2 separate regions of the Homo sapiens genome follow, and region 1 is linked to region 2. A link is a loop called in an ENCODE intact Hi-C map of the cell type or tissue named here. Cell type or tissue: GM12878. All regions are shown on one strand. Links, peaks and the distances in the headings refer to the core of each region. The heading gives the core; the rest is flanking DNA.

Region 1 (8,335 bases), core at 220-8,219, 320 kb after region 2:
CCTCTTCCCCGAAGTCTCTGTACATCCCTTTGCTGGTGCCTCCTTCTCCGTTCACTTCTCAACTACTACTGTCCTCAAGATGATGTTCTTTTTACCCTCCCACATCTGTGCCTGTAGTAATATGTCACTCTCTTCCTCCTGAAGTCTGAGTCCCATCCCCAGTCTCTCTGCTGATCCCCCAAGTCTGAGTGTCCACTCCCAATCTCTCCAGTGACTCCTCCCCTCCAAGTCACGGTGTGTATCCCCAACTTCTCCATTGCCATCCATACTGATATTTTGAATGACACTTCACGAGCACTCTTTAATGTAAACCCACACTTGGTACCATCACCATTTCCCTACCACAGTCTGTCCACTTCAAAGACAAGCTTCCTCTATCCTGTGATTATGTCACTCTTTGCCTTAGTCCATTCGAGCTGCTATGACAAAATACCATAAACAACAGAGATTTTTTTCTCACATTTCTGCAGGCTGGGAGTCCAACATCAAGGTGTGGGAGATTCAGTGTCTGGTGGGGACCCGCTTCCTGGTTCATAGATGGCGCCTTCTCCCTGTGTCCTCACGTGGTGGAAGAGGCAAGGGAGCTCTCTGGGGTCTCTTGTATAAGGACACTCATCCCATTCATGAGGGCTCCACCCTCATCACCTCCCAAAGGCCCCACCTCCTAATGCCATCCCCTTGGGGGTTAGATTTCAATATATGAATTTAGAAGGGCGGAGAGAAGCATTCAGAATTAGCACTGTTTAGTAGAAAAACATCAGGATTGTGTTCAAACATTTTTTTCCATGTTATCTTTCCTACTGCCTCCTTGTCTTCAGTTCCCTCCCCACCACCTGGCACCCAGATATCCTACCCTTGTCAGTGTTACCTCTATCCCCCCATCACTGTTTTGTTGTAGTAACAATATCTCACATTTGTCAAGCACTTGCTGTGTGCCAGGCATGATTCTAAATATTGACAGATGAAACTGTTTATTCCTACCAATCCCTAGGAAGTAGAAACAGCTCCATCCTCATTTACAGATGAGAAACCCAAGGTACTGAGAAGGTCCTGGCCTACCCAAGTCACTTCAAGGAGGTCATACAGCTGGGATTCAGAACACCATCCATCTGGCTTTGGAATCTTTCTCATTTTTTCATTTATTCAACATTCATTGAAAATAATGTAATAAAAATTATATATGTGTATCTATATCTACCTATAGATGCATATGTATATATGTATATATAGCTATCATGTGCTACGTGATGCTTTCAAATACAGTTGGCCCTCCATATCCTCAGGTTCCCCATCCACAAATTCAACCAACTGTGACTCAAAAATAAATTGGGGGCTAGGTGCGGTGGCTCACGCCTGTAGTAATCCCAGCACTTTGGGAGGCCGAGGTGGGTGGATCACCTGAGGTCAGGAGTTTGAGACCAGCCTGTCCAACATAGTGAAACCCCATCTCTACTAAAACTACAAAATTAGCTGGGCATAGTGGTGCATGCCTGTAATCCCAGTTACTTGGGAGGCTGAGGCAGGAGAATCACTTGAACCCGGGAGGCAGAGGTTGCAGTGAGCTGAGATCGTGCACTTGCACTCCAGCCTGGGCAATGAGCGAAATTCTTTCTCAGAAATAATAATAATAATAAATTGGAAAAATAATACATTGGAAAAAACAAAAATAACAATACAACAATTAAGATAATACATATATTTTTAATTTTTAAAAGTGGCAGTTTTATTAGAGCAAGTATGAAAATATGAATTAAGGTTGCAATGAGCAGCGCAGCAGAGAAGGGGCTGCCTGCCCTCCTCCCCCCGCCCGATATATATTTCATGTGTGGGACAGGGTCTCACTGCATTGCCCAGGCTGGAATGCAGTGGCATGATCTTGCCTCACTGCAGCCTCAGCCTCCTGGGCTCAAGCAGTCCTCCCACCTCAGTCTCCCCAAGTAGCTGGGACCACAGGAATGTGCTACCACACCCAGCTAATTTTTCGTAGTTTTTATAGTGGCAGTGTTTCACCATGTTGCCCAGACTAGTCTCGAACTCCTGGGCTCAAGCGATTCACCCACCTTCGCCTCCAAAAAAGTGCTGGGATTACAAGTGTGAGTCACTGCGCCTGACCTATTTATTGTTTTTTAAAGACAGAGTCTCTCTCTGTTGGCCAGGCTGGAGTGCAGTGGCACAATCATGGCTCACCGTAGCCTCAGCCTCCTGGGCACAAATGATCCTCCCGCCTCAGCCCCCCCCCCCCCCCCCCCCCCCCAGTAGCTGTGAGTGCAGGCACGGGCCACCACACTCAACTAATTATTTTTATTTTTTGTAAAGATGGGGTCTCATTTTGTTGCCCAGTCTGGTGTTGAACCCCTGGCTTCAAATGATCCTTCCACCTCGACCTTGCAAAGTGCTGGGATTACAGGCATAAGCCACCACACCCAGTGCCAATCTTAGTTCTTTGCTCGTTATCTGAATTTTCACCATATTTGCATACACCTGGAGTATTTTCTTAAATTGAAACAGTTGCTTTTTATTAGATATACCAATACCTGTTAGTTTACGAGTTTCATTTAGTTCTATTGTTCGCATAACATACATTTAAATAGCTATTAAATTTCAAACATTTGCCCTCACGCTACTTAAAATTATTTTGAGTACCGTCAGAAATGTGGAGGCCACAAGAGAGTACTTGAATGCAGCAGTTGTCACCTTTTCTCCAGCAGCTTGAGAAAGGGCATAGAGTGCTATCTGAGCTGGATTTGAACCAGAAGTTTTTAGGCAAAGTAAGAAGAGCACTTCAAGAAAAATAAAGAGCAAACCCCAGCATTTTTGAGGAGAATGCGCCATCTTGGTGATGCGGACCTAGGACACATGATGGCAGGAAGGAGGAAAAGATGCTGGCAAGTAGGGTTAGTGGCACATTAACACCAGCTGAGACACGGGAACCTGTCCAGTTAGAAGCCGTTGATTCATTGTTGAAAGATAAAACTGGATGTAGTGTGAGTAAAGGATGACCTGCCTGCTTGGTGAAAAATTAGTAACCACAGAGGTGGCTGTCAAAACCAACCAGCAACCAGGGAAAATGCTTATAGTGTGCTAGGTAAAAGAGAACAGGGATACAATATTCTGTGACCATGATGATTATACATAGAAATTAAGACGCACAGGCCAGGCGCGGTAGCTCACGCCCAGCAAGTAATCCCAGCACTTTGGGAGGCCGAGGCAGGTGGATCACCTGAGGTCAGGAGTTCGAGACCAGCCTGGCTAACATGAAATGAAACCCCATTTCTACTAAAAATACAAAAATTACCTGGGCGTGGTGGCATGCGCCTGTAATCCCAGCTATTCGAGAGGCTGAGGCAGGAGAATCGCTTGAACCTGCGAGGCGGAGGTTGCAGTGAGCCGAGATCATGCCATTGCACTCCAGCCTGGGTGACAAGAATGCAACTCTGTCTCAAAAAAAAAAAAAAAAAGAAGAAAGTAATTAAGATACATAGAGAAAAGGGACTGGAAGAAATCCCCCAATGTGAGAACAGGAGTTGTGTTGATTGTTTAACAATGTGAGTTAATTTCTCCATCTTCCAAATTGCTTTCTCTTATATTCCCAAAGTCATATCTTGACTTTTGTTTGAGTGTGATTTGCAATGGTGCTATCCGTCGTAAATCTCTGGTTTAGCATTCATGCTGTCTTCCAATTTCCAAATATTGAATCCAGAATTCATGAGTGTTCCAAGGTGCTGGAGACCACACTGTAGGGCTGGAGGACATGAGCGTCTCTGCACCTAGCTCTTCCTAGTAGCTGACTTGCAGCAGGAGCTGAGGCTTCTCCTGGCATCACCTCCACTACAATTCTCTGTGAGCATTTCCAGGAAGCAGCACCCCCTACCCTAGCCGAGGCCCGTCCAAGGTTGTCTCGTTGTCCTAGCCCGCCATTGCCCTGGGAGGAAGTAGCCACATGAGTTTATGGCCTGAGTAATGCTTTTCCCTCCTGGATGCTCCCCACATCTAGAGGATATGAAAATAGTCTTGGCAAGGGTGCCTGGTCTGCGCTTGTCAGCGGCCTGAGCTGTATTCAGCCACCACCCTTGGGGTCCAGGCCAGATGTTATGGCAAAACCGTATTTTAACGAGATCCTTCTGGTATTTCTTTTGGACGCCGTCCGAGGCAGCTTCATTTTACGCTAAATTCCATGTTATGGTGGGTCATCTCAAACAGGTCTGCAGCGCATAAAAATGTTCTCACTGCACTCTGTTTTCTGTAGCAAAATGTTGTTGGAGGTTAGGATGGGAGTTGAGGACTGGGCCTTGAGGGTTTTTTTCATATAAACACATTAAAATGGAAAGCTGATATGAACACGTTCAGTGATATAGACTGCAAAGGCAAAAAGAATTCTCCCCAGCATATTTTTTTTTCTTTTTACCATGGATGTAATTGGAGTTTACATATGATAAGAACTGCTTCTTGGGCAGAAAATGTAATCCTCTGGTGAGACTAATCCATCATTGTTGAAGTGAAGGGAACTGGTAGTGAATTCGCCCCACAGATGAAGATAGGATTTCTAATTCCCTCGCCTTTTCTGTTTACTGTTCCTAACTCCGTGAGAGTGTGCGTGTGTGTCTGTGTTTTCTTCACCATTTGATTTTTCATCCCGGCTCCCACTTCCTCATCCTTGGCCTCTCTCGCATCTTTATTTTTATCACACCCTCCCCACCTCCACCACCTTGTCCCAGCACTGAGAGGAAAGTGGGCAGCTTTCCAGGCAGCTGCAGTCCTGCTGGAGAAACCTTTATGATCCAGGAAATATTGACTGAGGAGAAGCTGTGCTGACTCCGCTATGAATAAGGAGGTTGGAAAACTGTCAGCATTTGCAGAAACAAAAGGAAGTGCTACATATACGTTTTGGTTTCATAATGACTGTATTGTAAAACCCCTTCTCTTTAGCCTACTAGATTGGACAAGTGTGTTAACCAGTGGCTGTTTGGTATCCATTGATCATAGAGCTAGACCAACAACCAAAGTTGTTTACCTCTCATAAGGTGGCTTTTGCAGGCGTGCCAAAATCATATTATGAAACTCCCAGCCACAAATTCTGACATGTATTTTCACTTCCTATCCAATAAGGGATATCCCCACCCCTTTACTCCCCGACTACTGTAGTCATAAAGGTACACTCCTAGTTCCTCCCTCTCTCTTTCTCAGCTTCTCGGTCCCTGTGTGTGATAAGGTTTCTTGTTGCCCTGTGTGGCATGGTGTGGCACGCCCCAGCATACTCCCTTCCTTGGGAACTGAGTAATAAATTCTTTCAATGGCATTAGCCTCTTTGTGTTGTCACTCAGTCACCTCCATAAATTAAAACCCTTCAGGTTTTGTTGGCACTGTAAGGTAATTTATTTTCTCTACATAGGATTTTAGAATTGAAAGGGACCTTGTAGATCATTGAATTCCACCTGTCCATGGGTCAGAAAAGGGAGCTGGGGAAACTGTTAGGGGGCAGATCCAGGCCTTGGAGCACCTGGTTAAATGTGTTCTCCCCATAAGCCTAAGAAATGGTACCAAATTCTTATGTCATTGCATCCAATATGGTCCTTCCTTCTTTCTTCTCTTCTGTTTCTTTCCTTTGCTCTCAAGACTGGTGTATCACTTTGTCTCCCAGGCTGAAGTAAAGTGTGTTTGTTATATTGCAGTGGTTTTTTATTCGTATTATTATCATCATATTGTTTTTTGTTGTTTTTTTCTGGATATTTTTGATCTGTGGTTGGTTGATTTGGTGGACGCAGAACTATCGGATATGGAGAGTCAACTGTATATAAAATCAGGTCAGCACACTTTTCCTGTAGAGGAGCAGATAGTAAATATCCTCAGCTTTATGAGCCATGTGGTCTCTGTTGCACCTACTCAACTCTCCCATTGTAGTGTGAAAATAGCCATAGACAACACATCAACTCATGGGTGTGGTTGTATCTCAATAAAACTTTATTTACACACACTGGCAGTGAGCCAGACTTGGTCTGTGGGCCTCAGTTTGCAAGCCCATGATCTAGGCAATGCACAGATAGCAGATGGTGTCCCTCAGCTTTGGATAGCTGTAAGTATTACAAGTATGTGAGTCTGTTAAATACTTAATAAAAATTCCAGTTTTAATGTTACAAATTGATACCCTTGGTATTTGTTTTAGCTGAAGATGCAAAACCAACTCCACAGCTGCCTGAGTATTAAATTCTACTTTTCTCTGCCAAATAAGCAGTATTTCTAAAGGCCAGTGATTGATAACTTAGCAGATTTTGCTGATGAATCAGGCCAACATTAGCTGAGCATAGTAGTACACTGTATAACTCAAATGGTTTGTGAAGTCATTTGTGAGGGGTGTGGTTTAGCAGTGTCATAATTGCAAGAAACGCAATACATGTACTTGGTTTGTTTTAAATGTTTATGTTGCCTAGTTAGATGAGACAAATTCTTATACAGACTGTTTCCTCTCTTGTGAGACTATTACACGTTTTATTCCAAATGGACAGGACTTTACATGGAAGATCCTACCATCCTTTATAAAATGTCATCCTTTGTGTAAGCCTTTCAGTTTATCATGATTATACTCTTTTTTTTCTCCCTGGGAATAATTTTACCTCATCTGGTTATGCTCTGTTACTGTGTGTTATGTTATCTAAGGTCTATGACCAATTGCATGCAGAGGGTGGCTTGCTTTTCAATAGCAACAACCAAGAACCAAGCAGAAATGTAAGGAGAGTAGAGCTGGGGGTAGTGGCCTTTCAGGGTGTCAATTCCCCAACCATGGTGGGGTTGATGGGACAATATTGGAAACATTTTTGGTTGTTACAATGGGAGTGTGCTACTGGCATCTAGTGGGTAGAGGCCGGGGGTGCTGCTCAACATCGTACAATGCATGGGACTGTGTCCCCCACAGCAAGGAATGAGCCAGCCTAAAAGTCAGCCATGCTGTGCTTGAGAAGCCCTGCTGTCAAGAGATTCATCAGGAATACGCCTCCTAAGTAGGTGGCAAGCCTAGCGTCTTCAGGAATGTCTCTAGGCTAGCCTACTGGTGACACCAAGGACACTAACCCATCACCCTCACACGATCTTTCATCGAGGTACCACCAAGCTCTTTGTTCTCCTGCCCTTTAACTACTTCTGCACCTGCCGCAGGGGCAGTCCTTGGTGCTTCGTTTATCATTGACATTCTGGTCTTTGTTCCTACGGATGTCTTGTTGGGCAGAAGAGATGTGTTCAGAGATGCGGGAAAGCTGAGGAGGCACAAGGCACCGAAGTCTCACCACTCTGGCAGACTGCATATGAATGTGCCCATTAGCCCTGGAGTCCAAGTGGGAGGGGTGAGATGCTGGCAGGTGTGGAGGCAGGCATTACCTTCCGCAGCACCCTGGCACCTGGTTCTGGCAACTGTGGCCTAAGAGGAAGTGGTCAAGCAGCCTCTAGTACATAGTCCTTGGGCATTGTCTTAGTTAGTATGGGCTATAACCAACACCTTAGACTGGGTAATTTATATACAACCAAAGTGTATTGCTCACAGTCCTGGAGGCTGGGAAGTCCAAGATCAAGACGCCAGCAGATTTGGTGTCTGGTGAGGTCCTGTTTCACATGGATGGCTCCTTCTGTGTCTTCACATGGTGGAAGGTGCAGGGGAGCTTGCTTGAGCCTCTTTTATAGGGACACTGATCCCATTCACGAGAGTGGATCCCTCATGATTTAATTGCTTCCTGAAGGCCCCACCCCTTAATACCGTCACTTTGGGGATTTGTCTCCCACATACAAATCTGGGGGGGACACAAACATTCAGAACGTAGCAGGCATCTTCCTGTCCCAGAATGAATATCAGAACTAGCAAATATCCTAGCAGCCATTTCATCTGACATCCTTATTGTTCCAACAAGGAAAGCTGGGACAGCAACCTTTCCACTCACTGTGGTCTCCTCTCCATCAAATGTGTTGGGGGTCTGGCTGCTGTCCCATCTATGTGTCTCATCAGCACCTCAAGGTACTTTTTATCCCTATATCACAGAGGAGGAAATGCAGGCCCAGCCAAATGAAGCGACATGGGCCAGGCACCAGTGGCAGAACGAGGACAGAACCCAGCCATCCTGCCTGCTGCTGACATTTTCTCCATCCAGCCCTCCTGCTTGCCTTCATGAGACCACATGGCCAGAAATCAGTAAGAAAATCTTGCAAGCAAATGGACTGAAAAACCATTGCTCTAGAGGCCATGTAGAGATCCATTCAGAGAAATGCAGCTAGTGAAAATTTCAGCAAATAGGAGGACTTCTGTTAACCATGGCATGGAATGCACATCTCCCAGGTCTTTATGAAGGTGCCTAATTTC
Region 2 (8,335 bases), core at 195-8,194:
ACAGAGCATGCTCCAGTCCCAAATGTTCACGGTGCTGACATGGAGAAACTGTCGTCTCAACTACAGAAAAGCCTCAGTCTCGGCCTGGTGCAGTGGCTCACCCCTACAATCCCAGCACTATGGGAGGCCAAGGCAGGCAGATTGCTCGAGCTCAAGAGTTCAAGACCAGCCTGGGCAACATAGTGAAACCCCATCTCTACTAAAAATACAAAAATTAGCCAGGCGTCATGGCGGTCCTGACGCCTGTAATCCCAGCTACTCAGGGGGCTGAGGCAGGAGAATCACTTGAACACAGAAGGCGGAGGTTGCCGTGAGCCAAGATGGCGCCACTGCACTCAGCCTGGGCAATAGAGCGAGACTCTGCCTCAAAAAAAAAAAAAAAAAAAAATTAGCCAGGCATGCATGGTATCAGGTGCCTGTAGTCCCAGCTACTCGGGAGGCTGAGGCAGGAGGATCGCTTGAGCCCAGGAGGCAGAGGTTGCAGTGAGCTGAGACCACACCATTGCACTCCAGCCTGGGGGATAGAGTGAGACCCTGTCTCAAAAAATAAACAAAAAAAAAGAAAAGAAAACGCTCCAGTCACTTCATTGACTAAACAGATCTTGTAGTTAACTCTAAAATAAGTTGGAAGGAGAATTCTCAGTAATGAATAAAAGAGAGCTTGTTCCTGCCTCTCCTTCCCCCTTCTCACCAATATCTCCATGCTTGATGTTATTAATCCCATGTGTGCCATGTAGACCCCAGCCAACTTTGGATCCCAGCCACAGTCTCTGACTGTACAGTTATTATTTAAATGAGGGCTGATTTGCAGTGGATTTGCACAGGCGTCAGTTGCCTTAGCTTATGTGGAGCGGTGTTGGTCCTATCCCTTGGTCACTGCCTCCTGCACAGCTAATCCCGCTTACCCCACATCTAAACCATGTGTCCTGTGATGCTCCAGTCTGGCCCCACATTGGGGGCACTCTGGGAGCTTCAAACACTCCCACCACCCAGGTCCCACTGGCAGAGACTGGGGTTTCATTGGTCTGGGGTGTGGCCTGCACATCCAAATTCTTGAAAGCTGCCTGGCAGCTTTCAATTTTTTTGCCTTTTTGTACTGGCAAGGTTGGAGCTTCGTGATACACTCCTTCCAACACTCCCAAGGCAGGGCTGCATGCCTCCACTTTGCTCCCATTGTGAACATTCTCAGACTGCACATTCCTCTGTATTTTATGATAGAGACAAACCCACAATCGCCTTTTGGGAGGCATGCTCCTATAAGTTAATATTCTGAATTCTGGTTCATGGAAGCTTCTCCTGGGGAAGAAATAATGCTAGATTATTGCTGGGGAATGGAACTGAATAACACTTCTAAAAATAGAATCGTTTATGTAAGTCAATCCTGGCACCACTGGCATTTGGGACTGGATAATTCTGTTGTAGGGGGCTGCTCTGTGCACTGTAAGATGTTTGGCAACATCCCTGGTCTCCATCACTGGATGCCAGGCGCGCCCCGCATTGTGACAACCAAAATTGTCTCCAGACATTGCCAAATGTCCCCTGGGATGGGAGGAGCAAAATTGCCCCCAGTTGAGAATCACTGACTTAAGAGTATACAGAAATGTATTTCTGCTTTGCTGATTTTTAACTACATGAAAATACATATATATATTGTCAAAATATTTTCCAACCAATTATGTAATACCAAGTGTGCTGTGTTTTGTTGAGGTGGGAGAAAGAACCATACCTCTTCACTGAGGTTACATGGATAACTGCTTTAGAAGATCCATTGGTACACTGAGTTCTGCAAGGAAATAAAACATTTCTAAATTTAAAAAAAAAGAAGAAGAAGACCCATCGTAAGACTAACTGGAAAAAAGACACGATTCCATTCACAGCAGAGCATGGTAATGAGCTCAATGAAATTAGCAAAGACCAGGGATCTGGCCAGTCCTTGTTCCCGCTGCTGGCTGCCGACCAGTCCCTGGGGCACCTCCTGAGTGCCATTCTGCCTTCTCACTACACGTTCCTGTCTTTGGGGGAATCATGGGATCTCTCCCCTTGCTGAAGTTGTCCCTTCAAACACCTGGAGAGTAGCCTGCCTATGAGGAACAAGACATGGCAGTTTGGGGACAGTGTGTCACTTCTACATTACAGAGAGCTGTTGCGCATGATTCCATCCAACTGCTTGTCACTGCACAGAGCTGCACTGGGGAAACAAATAATGCATAACTATTTTTAAAAAATAAACAGAGCATCCACGGGTTTTTAAAATGTAATCTGCAACATTTATAGAACTATGTTAGGAATTATAAACTATGTTAGGTGAGCAATTGGCCATCTGAATGCTTTCCCTGTGAATTGTTTGTGGGGGAATGAGTCATCCTTTTCCCCTTTCTTGGACCTGCATCCATTATCCTGCAGTGGAGCGATGTGTTCATATATGACTTACACATGGGACCAGCTGCATGATTTGTGGGGCGCAGTGCAAAATGTAAATTTGGGGTCCTTTGTTCAAAAGCAGAAAAGAAAGATTTTTCCTTCCCTCCTCCCCAGTCGTTCTGGACCTGTCATGGTGTTTTTTCACTTATTCTTATTATTGTTAGAGACAGGTTCTTGCTTTGTGGCCCAGGCTAGAATACAATGACACAATCATAGGTCACTGCAGGCTTGACATCCTGGGCTCAAGCAATCCTCCCGCCTCAGCCTCCCAAGTAGCTGGAACTAGAGGCACACACTCCTGCGCCTGGCTTTTGCTTTTTACTCTTAATGCAGCACCTCTTTGGGCATAGGGATACTCGGAGGGCCAATGTGGACTCTCACAGGCTCCCGGGGTCCCACCCACGACTTGGCAGGTGGGGCACATGCCTGCTGACCTGAACCTCTCCGCGCCTGCCAGAAGGCAGAGAGTAGCCACATCATTGGATGGGGGCAGGGAAGTGGAGCACAGAGAGTCCATCCTGGGAGGCAGGGAGGTGGCACCTCCAAGCCCTGGGCTCATGCTCCACTGTCCTGTCAGACCGTCGCTTTCAAAATACAAACTCAAAGACAACATGATGAGGCATTGCAATATGGAGGTTGCAGAACATTAAACCAGTCCATGTGGGACTGAACTGTCACAAGGCAGCAAAGCTGGCCCTGCTTACACATAAAATACTAGCTAATCTCTATATAATCAGGGAAAGGTTACATTAGAATGTTTTCCAAATCACAAGGATGATACTATAACCAGCTACCCAAAACATTCATACTTTTAGGTTAAAATTTACATTTTAGTCTCCTTGACGTCTGGGTATTTGGAAAAAAAGAAAAAAAATTAACGTTTTAGGCACTTCCATTTTTCTCGAGAGCCAAAATTTTCCTTTTGTTTTCATTATTAATGTCTATACAACGAAAACATGCATCGTACATTTTTAAAATCGACTTTCCTTTTGCTGTTTTTGCCATACATTTCCTGACTGGTTTGTAAAACAGCCAAAAAGAACTGAGGAGTGGTAGCTTATGCTATGACCAAAAAATATACATTTCACAAAATTAAGTTGTCCCACGCTTGAAAATAAAATAAAATCACTTGCCAGTGACTTTGAATGTGGCTAAGCAGTGTGGCTTGCCAATTATGAGGTGTGAAGATAAAGGACTGTCACGCTAAACTTGTCTTCTTTCATTTGATGTCAGTTTCTCAGAGTAGGGACCTTGAACCACCTGTACTGAACTTGGAACCACCTCAACCTGCCCAGCTCCATGGATCCCAGCTCCAGGGTGAGATCTTAGGTGACTGCCTTTGTAACACGCATCACAGGTGGCTGAAACACACCCACAGTTTGAGACCCACTGTCTGGTCTAACATCACTCTGTCCTCGGAGTTTTTTTTTTTTTTTTTTTTTTTGAGACAGAGTTTCGCTCTTGTTGCCCAGGCTAGAGTGCAGTGGCGCGATCTCGGCTCACCGTGACCTCCACCTCCCACGTTCAAGCGATTCTCCTGCCTCAGCCTCCCGAGGAGCTGGGATTACAAGCATGCGCCACCACGCCTGGCTAATTTTGTATTTTTAGTAGAGATGGGGTTTCTCCATGTTGGTCAGGCTGGTCTCGAACCCCTGACTTCAGGTGATCCGCCCGCCTCGGCCTCCCAAAGTGTTGGGATTACAGGCGTGAGCCACTGCACCCAGCCTTGTACCCGGAAATTGAGAACAACACAAGCCCCTCCCAGAAACACTACACATCCTCTCTTGTTGTGGCTGCTGAACTTACTCTGACACATTCCTTGGCTGAAATACCAGCAAGCCACAGACACACCTTGCCTAAAGGCGTCCACAACACCACTGATGCAAGCAGTCGCACAGCAAAATTTTGCGGCCACAGGGATCCACCTGCTGGCCCACAACTCACATCTCTGGCCGCATTGGGTTCCAAGTGCGCTCAGGAGTTAATCACACACCCTTTCTTCTTGGCTTCTCTCCTCTCCTGAGGCAGGTATTACAAATACAAACACCCATTTCCTTCTCTGTGTTTATGCTTTCTTGGCACAATTCCTACTTGAAAGGTAGGAACAAAAATTCAAAATGCAAATACCCTCAGCTCAGGAATCACATTCTTATCTTTTCTTAGGAGATGACTTGTTTTTAACTTTAAAAAATCCTCAACATAAAAAAATGGTTTTTGTTACATTCTTGAGACAGAAATCTGCTAACTTGGCAAATTTTTTTTAAACTTATTCCTTTCGTTATGGTCACACACACCTTTCTTTTCTAGGGGCAGCAGTAATTTGCATTAGACACGACGCACACTTGCTTTCATTTCTCAGTGTCTAAAATACCATCTTCTTGTCACTTCTCTTTATCAAGCCATGCACCTAACAATGACTTGTTCGCTTCAGGAGACTCAGGAAAAGGAGCTGCTGGTCCTTGTTTTATCTGCACATTTCTTGAAGGATCCCATCCAGCAAAACCTGGCCTGCCTTCCCTGGAATTTTAATTTTGCCCCAGATTGTGTGTTGGTTTTATTATTTAAACAAATTTTAAATTACAGGAGTACAAGGAGCCCTAGAAGCAAAAGAAACTATTCAGATGACTGCTTAGAAGCTTTCGTAAATTCTGCAAGGTGGTGATAACTGTCGATGACTCGGCAGGTTTTTCGGAGAAATGTACAGGAAGCGAAACCCACTGCGTGTCTAACGGGTCCAGTATGTCATTGTGCAACGTCCCACAGGCCTTCAATGTCCTCAGAGCTATTTTGTGACCTACACACTGCATGGAGATGCCCCACCGGCTTTGATTGCACCCTCTAGCAAAAGAGATTTCCCTGCAGCTTGAATGGGGCAAAGCAAGTTCTTTGAAACAACAACCAAAAAGATGCGGGTTGGGGAGAAAAGCTTGGCTCTTTCCCCAGACTCTCTGGATAGCGCAGCTTTCCTTTTTTCTATCCTCCTGGCTTTTTGTTCTCCATCATTACTCTGAGTCAGCAAGGAAGAAATGGCAAGGGACTCCGGAAAAACATGTGTGATAGGGTGCCTGAGCAAAAGGCAACATTTCATCAGTTCTTTTTATGAATCAGTCTTTGATTTGGGGATGTACTGTCCAAAGTGAAAGACTCCTTGGAGATTTGCCTGGTAAGAGAGAGACATGTGGTAAACCAATTCAAGGTCAGGCAGATCGGGCTTGGGTTGCATAGGTTTTTGTAGCCCAGCCCCCCAGGCTCTCCACTCACCCTACAGCACGCATTAGCTGCGTGTCTCTTTGCATAGAGTCGCTTTTCATAAGGATCCTAAGGTGCAGGGGAGCAGCAGCCAAGGACAGCTGCCCAAAGTAGCCTGCTTCCAGGACTGCAAAGAAATGGAAAGAGCAGCATGAAAGGACCCAGTCATGGCCTGGCACAGTGGCTCACACCTGTAATCCCAGCACTTTGAGAGGCCAAGGCGGCCGGATCACTTGAGGTCAGGAGTTTGAGACCAGCCTGGCCAACATGGTGAAACCCTGTCTCTACTAAAAAATACAAAAATTAGCCGGGCATGGTGGCACGCACCTGTAATCCCAGCTACTTGGGAGGTTGAGGCAGGAGAATCACTTGACCCCAGGAGACAGAGGTTGCAGTGAGCCAAGATGGCGCCACTGCACTCCAGCCTGGGTGACAGAGTGAGACTCTATCTCAAAAAAAAGAAAAAGAAAGAAAGAAAGAAAAGAAAAGAAAAAAGAAAGGACCCAGTCACACCAACTAACCCATCGATGTCCAACAGGGGGCTACGCTTGGTTACAAAACACATACCTGCATGTTGAGAACCATACAAATAGAAGTGTGTGGGCCAGGCACAATGGCTCACGCCTATAATCCCAGCACTTTGGGGGGCCTAGGCGGGCAGATCACCTGAGGTCAGGAGTTCGAGACCAGCCTGGCCAACATGGCAAAATCCCGTCTCTACTAAAAATACAAAAATTAGCCAGGCATGGTGGCAGGTGCCTGTAATCCCAGCTCCTCCGGAGGCTAAGGCAGGAGAATAGCTTCAACCCGGGAGGCAGAGGTTGCAGTGAGCCAAGTTCGCACCACTACACTCCAGCCTGGGCGACAGAGCGAGTCTCGTTCTCCAAACAAACAAACAAAAAACAATTAGAAGTGTCTGTGCAATACTAGCTAATATTCTGCCTGCATTTCCAGCCCTGCTGACTCTTGTACAGGACCTAAGGTCAACAGTTCTTGGGCTCTGAGGAACTTTGCTTCTCTTTCTGGCCTCAGCTCCACAGGCTCCATGAACCCAGGTCTAGGGATCTAGTTCACTCAAAGGGACTACGAAATCAAGCTAAGCCACTCAGTATTCTTATCGTATCCTCCTCCAAAAGCAACAAGATGTATGCTCAAGAAATAAGAAGACTCTAGCAAGCAGACCAGAGTGTGTCTGGCATAACTCTTTTTGGAATAAAGTAAGCGCCTTCTAATTAATGGTATTGCTCCTGTAGGTTTTCAAGTTTTATTTAATTGAATAACCACTTATGTGGCGAAGCTCTATGCTAGCATTGAGAGAAGAGAGACAGGGATCCTACCATTGAGTGGGTGGCTTTGTAAAAGGATCTGCAGTCAGTGAGAGGAATTTACAAACAGCCAGAGCATTCACAAAGCAAAGGAAGAAGTTTACAAATATCGGTATCTACGTAGGTGAGACCACAGCGGCTCAAGATCCCTTTGCATCGGGGGTTGGTCAGAGCTTCAGGGGAATCCTTTGGAATCTCATCTCATTAAGGGGTGCTCAGAGCTCTGCCCCAGACATCCTGAGACCCAGTTCTTGAGGAAGTCGTCCATCGGTGCCCAGGCAAGACAGGTAAGGATGGGAGGTCATGCGTGTGGAGTGCCATGACCGGGCCACGAAGTGCAGCAGCTGTGTAAGGGGGTGATCCACAGCTAGGCGAGCTTCACAGTCATCCTCGGATATGCACAGAGTGGTCAAAGTCTTTGAAGTTGCTCAACATGCATGTTCCCAGCTGAGGTCAAACGAGGAGACCCTCTGCCTTCCTGTTTCAGCTCTCATTGCTGTAAACCAGTGTCTTTTTCACAGCCTACCTCGTGCCATGTTTTTTGCATGTTTGTACTTCTAACTAATTATTTCACTTATTAAAATGGTTCCCAAGTGTAGAGCTGAAGTCCTGTCTTCTGTTCCTAAAACAAGTAGGCTGTGATGTGCCTCACAGAGAAAATACACATTTGACAGCTATTATTCACGTATGAGTTACAGTGCCGTTGGCCGTGAGTTCAACCTTAATGGATCAATAACATATATTAAATGAGGTGTCTTCAGCAGAAGACACACAAAACAAGATTGTGTATTGATCCGTTGACAAAAATGTTTGACAAGAGGCTCCAAGACCCCGACCTGTGTGTTTCTCCTAGGAGCAGAAGTTTAGTATTTGCTAATTTGGTGCGCATGGAGGCTGTAGAGAACACCGCTACTTTGAATAATGAGAATTGACGGTATTTGTTAAACGAATTAAAGGAAGTGTGTCAGAAGAGGGATGAGGAAAATGTTCTGGGTGTTCAGAGACCACTTCCAATGGGGGGAACCAGGGAGAGCCCACTGGAGGGGACACGTGTGAGCTGCGTCTTGCAGAGTGGGTCAGACATGGATAAATATTGGTCATGTACGCCCTGAACGGTGGAATGGCATGAGCACAATCCCGATGTGGGAAACCTTGACACTTGTACATAGAGCTTGCCCCAAGCTCAGACCCTTTGAGTCTCGATGGCAGTTCTATGACTCACAGGATGTGTGACCTTGAGGAAGTCACTCAGCTTCCGGTGAGGTGGGGTTAACAATATCACCTATCTCATGAGGTTGCTATAAGTAACAAAATAGATTACATCTTAACCAAGAGCCTGG

Evidence for each region. Hi-C counts contacts between places; a loop is a spot of excess contacts. Peaks named below come from ENCODE experiments on the same cell type or tissue, not always from the same donor. Only the 100,000 strongest peaks of a DNase experiment are listed, where the experiment ranks them.
Region 1: it touches region 2 in a loop (3-fold over the local background); 7 of 110 quality-filtered maps call a loop at or near these places.

The regions. Positions count from the first base shown.
Region 1 is chrX:9,672,451-9,680,785 of GRCh38, forward strand. All of the region lies in intron 5 of TBL1X (transducin beta like 1 X-linked), which reads left to right. Among named protein-coding and RNA genes, the nearest start is that of GPR143, 89 kb to the right of the region's middle. In GM12878, for the core only: no CTCF peak of the experiment used is centred there; a DNase peak (open chromatin) is centred at 5,051; H3K4me3 peaks cover 316 bases; H3K27ac peaks cover 1,440 bases.
Region 2 is chrX:9,347,700-9,356,034 of GRCh38, forward strand. No RefSeq gene overlaps it. Among named protein-coding and RNA genes, the nearest start is that of TBL1X, 110 kb to the right of the region's middle. RefSeq lists enhancers at 4,735-5,934, 5,013-5,072, 5,093-5,202. In GM12878, for the core only: a CTCF peak has its summit at 4,354 (motif pointing left); DNase peaks (open chromatin) are centred at 4,322, 4,802 and 5,092; H3K4me3 peaks cover 781 bases; H3K27ac peaks cover 2,289 bases.